2 separate regions of the Homo sapiens genome follow, and region 1 is linked to region 2. A link is an interaction called in ENCODE POLR2A ChIA-PET data of the cell type or tissue named here. Cell type or tissue: endothelial cell of umbilical vein. All regions are shown on one strand. Links, peaks and the distances in the headings refer to the core of each region. The heading gives the core; the rest is flanking DNA.

Region 1 (2,909 bases), core at 223-2,722, 58 kb before region 2:
CCTCCCTCCCAGTGCTCTGAAGTAGTATTTCTCCTCTGCCGACTGCTCAAAAACTTTCTTGCTGTAATGATGCCACAGAATTGGGGTCTTTGTACCCAACATCACCTCCCTCAAGTTTAGGCCAAGGAAGAGGGTGTATCTGGTAGATAAAGGGAGGAAGCAAGCTGTCTCTGCCAACAAGCACAGCTGCTTGACCAGCCCAAACTGAGAGGCCTCCTGCAGATGAATAAGGTTCAGACCCATCACACAGCACACAGGAGACTTTCCTGTGCTTATGCCCAAGCTACTCACCTTTAGGTCGGTGCTTCTCATCTCTGAGAGTTGTTTTTAAAAATATCTTTGTCAAAAAAAATGTTTTAAACAAAACCTTTATTTAGACCCATTGAACCAAATCTCTGGGCCTCGGCCTGAGCGTTGCAATTTTTTTAACAGCTCCCAGATGATTCTATTGTGCAGCAGGGTTAAGAACCACTGATTGAGATTCCGCTTGTGGAAGTTATCCAACCCCGAGCTTACTCCCTTCCTTCCAAATACACCCCAGGAGATTCCTCTGCCTGTTCTCACACTAAAGATTTCTGGGAGCCAGGAAATAAAATAAGGCGGCCTAGGGAATGCAGTTAGTTTTAGAAAAGAAGAGGGTTGAAAAGAGAGGGGGTGCCACGGAGTGGAGGAGGCTGTGTTTGTGGCTCTCTCCCTACCCCTCTGTGGATGTGGGCTGCACACAGCTGGTGTAGATAAGGCTACCACCTCTCTCGAGGACTGGGCCTCCGAGGATTTGAGGATGAGATACTATAAGTGTCAGCATGCTCAGTTTCTTTCCTGCTGGGGTGGGAAAAGGGAAATCATAAGTGCTGGAGGATGCTGGAGACTCGAGAACTGTGATGCAGAGACTCTAGGGAGAAGAACATGATCCCCAGCCAGCAAAGGACAATTTAAAAATTAAGCCGGGTGCGGTGGCTCAAACCTATAATCCCAGCACTTTGGGAGGCCAAGGCAGGAGGATTGCTTGAGGCCAGGAGTCTGCAACTAACATAGCAAGACCTCATCTCTACAAAGAATACAAAAATTAGCCAGGCAAGGTGGTGCACACCTGTAGTCACAGCTACTTGGGAGACTGAGGTGGGAGGATTGCTTGAGCCCAGGAGTTGGTGGCTGCAGAGAGGTGTGATTGAACCACTGCACTCCAGCCTGTGCATCAGAGACCTTGAGTCAACAACTAAAAAATTAAGTCCCACCCATGCCAAATTATTAGGATACAGTAACGAATATGATTTTCCATGCAGAACCCAGCTTGAGAGCCACAGAGCTACTGCACTGACGCATCCACAACGGCCAGAGACTCTGCTAGCCGAGGAGGAAGCAGCTCTCAGAGCCCAACCCACATGGTCCCTTCAGACCCTCCAACTGTTCTCCATGCAGTTAGGAAAGAATAAAGAAGTCCCCTCTTGGGGTCCAGAGCTTAAACGAACCCCCAGAAATTCTAGACACCCCCTGGTTGCTTAGGCAACTGGTGGGCACCATCCAACACTTCCAGGCCAGTGACTCTGCTGGGAGAGTGGCTTGCCCTGCTGCTTAGCTTTTGCTCAGAGAATCCTGGCTCTCTGCCTGCCTGCCTCTGGCACGTTCACAGCTGCTGTTGCGCTCTTGGCTTATTCTGTCTAGAGGTCTCCCTGCCTCCACCCCTCTTTTTTCCCCCCCTTTCTCCCCAGATGTCTCAGTGTTTATGTGGGAAAGCATGTTCGTAGAGCCTGTTAGAGACTTTCGAAGTCATGCCTTCCCCTGCAGCTTTGGGAGTCCACCACGTCTAAGTAATGTGTAAAGGGGACTGAACAGGAAGGTGTATTTTGCATTCTCTGGGTAGAGTTGCTAAATGCAACTCTGGGTTTCCCCTGGCACCGTTCTCTGATTCGTGAGCATCCAAAACTCAGGTCCTTGCCCTCAGAACAACCAGCCAGATTAATGCAGACGTGCAATATGGCTGAGTTCCAGCTATGGAGGAGCAAGGGTGTTTTACATTTTCTTGTCCAGTGAAAATCCTCCCCATTCTCACAACCTTGGTGCCTCCAATTTAATGATGTTCCATTACCTGGAATTTGGGGTGTGTTTCTCTTCTTTTTTTCCAAAAGAAATTCAAGCAAAGACCAAATGCAAGTGAGTGATCTCAGATAATGAACTGCCAGGGCTTGTGCCAGATGCTGTCCCACCGTCAAACCAGCATGCGTCAGTCCGTGCTGGTCACCACAGCTTCTTACTGCAGTCAAGCCAGCCAGCCCAACTCCCCTGGGGCTGGGAGGGCCCTTAAAGCTTCAGGATAATATTGGCAAATGTGTGCACCTCCCAGCTTTAAGAACAGTTTTGTTTTGTTTTTTTAAATAAAATTAATTCATGCAATCTACTGCATTTGCACTCCAATCCAATAGTCAGACCAGGACACGCCTGAAAGGCTGAATCTGATGTAGCTTCAAAAGGTGTCAGAGCAATCACATACCTAGGATGGGGAGCGTGACTGCCCTAAAGGTAAATCTTCCTCCTGGAGGAAACTGGCAGGAAATACCCTGCCTAGAACAAATACTCCTGCTGCAGGGATTTCTTGCCATTTTCATTTTTAGAAACCAGAAAAACATGAAATGTGAAAAGGGCCCCAGTTCTAACCATCTTACTCATACCTGGCCACAAACAAAACTAAGAAATGGGCCAGGAAGGTAAGTCCAGGTTTTCAGCCCATATCTGCACCAAAGGCAAGGACCCAATCAGTGCCACCCTACTCCTCAGCCCAGGGTAGACTAAAGCCGCTCTGGGGCACACGCATTACTGAAATCTCTTCATACAGGACAGCAGAGCAGAGCAATCAGAGAAGTATGTCATGGAGTCAATATAATAATCATCACAATAATAGTAATGGCCACTAG
Region 2 (2,909 bases), core at 159-2,658:
TGTCACCTGTTGTCACCATCTCCTTATGCAGCCTCTGTCCACAAGCACCTAATGCCCTTACCACCACCCTAGACTAGATTGCAGGGACTACCACTTTCTAAATCACATGTTTCTGTAATACATTAATTTTCTTTTTGCCGGAAATGTATATTACTTTTGTAATCTGAAAAAAAATGACCAGAGAGAGAGAGAAACCCTAAACGTCCAATTCCCATACTAATCTAGACTGATCTTCTTGAAAGAGCTGCTTCCTCCCACATCAGTCCCCTTATAATCCCTGCCATTGTTCGGTCTCCTCTGCTCCTTTCTCCATTTCTAGATTGCCAGGAAGTAAGAGAGAGGAGGGGGCGTCACAGTGGCCTGGCTTCAAGTCCTTGCTGGGGGACACATGGAGGAACCCAGCCTGTGCCAGCCCTGGTGCTGAGAACTCCAGGTTCCCGGTCCCTGCGGGGACCCCAGGGCTCACCACTGGGATCCTGGCAGAGCGGCCCTGGGGTGCCCCGGCCAGGGAGCCTCAGCCCCCGCCGGATGTGCACGCGCAGAAGGAAGCTTCTTGACTTATGCTAAATCATTTTTCTAAGAACAAAAACTATGTACAAATGAATATTTCCATCTTTATTTCAAATTCTAGGTTTCAACTGCAATATTAATGCTACTCCACAGTGTAATTTACTTGTAATAATATATCATTATTTCTATTTTACAGTTCTCTTCTTAAAGTAGTAAAGCAAATGTTTAAAACAGCACAAATCCGAAGCCCCACAATTCTCCATTCAGGCTCAGAATTTGTGCTCTCCTTTCAGAATGGCACATAATTGAAAACAATGAACACCCCCAATGTGCTAAACGCTCTAGTCATTAAAGCATTTTTTTACTTTGCAATAAAAGACTGTTCTTGTGGTTGTGGTTATTTATTTATTTATTTTTAGAAACCCCAAACACGCTGCTTCCTGTTCCCAGACTGACATCTGCTGGGGATGTCAGGCTGACCGGCTCCCCGCCAGGCCCGCAGCCGGCTGCCACTCGCGCCCACGAAGGGCAGCGGAGGGACGCGCCCGGGGCGCAACCCGCGGCGTCTGCTGGGCGCTCTCCCTCCGGCTGGCGTGCAGGCTCAGGAACTGGCCCTGGAGTCCCCAGTTTCTTTCTGGCTTGTAGCTGCTGAGTTAAATCCCAGAATGGCACTGGCTTGGCACAGGATCCTGGCTGTTGGCGGCTCAGGTGAGGTACTGATGCCCAGGTGAGGATTTGGAGGCAAAAATAGGCACACGGGCAGAGTGGGTGTCCTCTGCGTGCTGGATGCTCAAGTTTCCTTGCTTTCTGGAGGACGTCTACCCTGTGTATCTTTCACTTTTTTCTGTAGTGGTTCCTACGCCTTTGGTAGAACAGCTCCCTGTTTAGTCAGCCCTGGGCATCGGGTCCTGTAAGGGAGGATCTCCATCCATCCCCACAGATTCCAATCAGCAACCTTCAAGCTTAACAACCAGGAGCCGAGCTTCCTGTTCCACCCAGAATGAGTAGAATGAGGGCCGGTTTGTCTTCTCTTCTAACCCCTCCTTTGTCCCAACCTTGTTGTTGTTTACCCTGTGGCTGGGGCAGGGGGGTGAAGCTGTGAGGGGCAGGGGGGTGAAGCTGTGAGGGGCTGGGGAAGGGCAATGTTCCTTTTCTGTCTCCTGGAGACGTCCAACAGCTCTAGGAGCCTCTTACTATCTGTGAAAGGATGGCATCAAGCCTGAGTCTCTGACGCTGCTCTGGGCAACCTGCCCCTCCAGGCCCTTGCAGGACATTTTCTTTTCTTTCAAAAAAATTTTTTAAAATATATTTTTTACTTTTCAGGGAATGACCTAGAACATTGCAGAACATTTTTGTGAGATGCCCTTGGCCCCTCACAAAGCCAGCATCCTGCCCCAGCCAGCCCCTAACACGCTCTCCTGCACACACCTCCAGGGGGTCTGCATTCCTGCCTCTCTGAACCCTCCCGTTCACCCACATCTGTGCCTTCCTGGCCATCAGCCTGCCAGCCTGATCACTAGCCTTTCCCTCTTGCTCCCCGGTATCTTTCCTCTCTGGCCAAACTTCTCACCCCCATCCACAAACGGTACTCTCAACGGCAACCCCAACCCACTTAAACACCTTTAATGAAATCTCATTGCCACAGAAAAAGCCCTATCCTTCGGCTTAATGTCCAGAGACAACATAGCCTAGTCCAGCCCAGCCCAGCCAGGGTTTCCCAAAGCCTGGGAGCCTACCTTGGGGTCAGGGGATGCCCATGGAATCATTTTGTGGGGATGAGGTGGGGGCATTAAGAATGGAGTCACTGAATGAGAAAGTGATTGTATTAGTTCAATTTCACACTACTATAAAGATACTACCCAAGACTGCGTAGTTGATAAAGAAAAGAGGTTTAATTGACTTACAGTTTCACATGGCTGGGGAGGCCTCAGGAAACTTACAATCATGGAGGAAGGAGAAGCAGGCATCTTCTTCACAAGGTGACAGGAGAGACAGAAAAAGCCCAGGGGGACTGCCATTTATAAAACCAACAGATATCATGAGAAGTCCCTCACTATCACGAGAACAGCATGGAGGAAACCGCCCCCATGATCCAATCACTTCCCACCAGGTCCCTCCCTCAACACCTGGGATTACAATTCAAGATAAGATTTGGGTGGGGACACAAAGCCTAACCATATCAGTGATTCTGTTATGGAGAAAGTCTGGTTTGGTGTGAGTCAGCTTATTTTTTTTAAATAAACTTTAAATTTCAGAATAGTTGAAGATTTACAGAAAAATTGCAAGAACATTACATACAGTTCCTAAATACCCAACACCCAGTTTCCTCATTGTTAACATTGCTAGTGGAAGCTTTGAACACCTCCCTGATGCCAGTGAATCTCCTTTCAACAAGGATG

The links. Peaks named below come from ENCODE experiments on the same cell type or tissue, not always from the same donor. Only the 100,000 strongest peaks of a DNase experiment are listed, where the experiment ranks them.
Region 1: POLR2A ChIA-PET joins it to region 2 with 11 read pairs; 5 of 35 experiments call an interaction of 5 or more read pairs at or near these places.

Annotation. Positions count from the first base shown.
Region 1 is chr2:173,989,817-173,992,725 of GRCh38, forward strand. No RefSeq gene overlaps it. Among named protein-coding and RNA genes, the nearest start is that of SP3, 26 kb to the left of the region's middle. In endothelial cell of umbilical vein, for the core only: no CTCF peak of the experiment used is centred there; a DNase peak (open chromatin) is centred at 1,675.
Region 2 is chr2:174,047,453-174,050,361 of GRCh38, forward strand. No RefSeq gene overlaps it. Among named protein-coding and RNA genes, the nearest start is that of LINC01960, 24 kb to the left of the region's middle. RefSeq lists a silencer at 2,077-2,280. In endothelial cell of umbilical vein, for the core only: no CTCF peak of the experiment used is centred there; no DNase peak of the experiment used is centred there.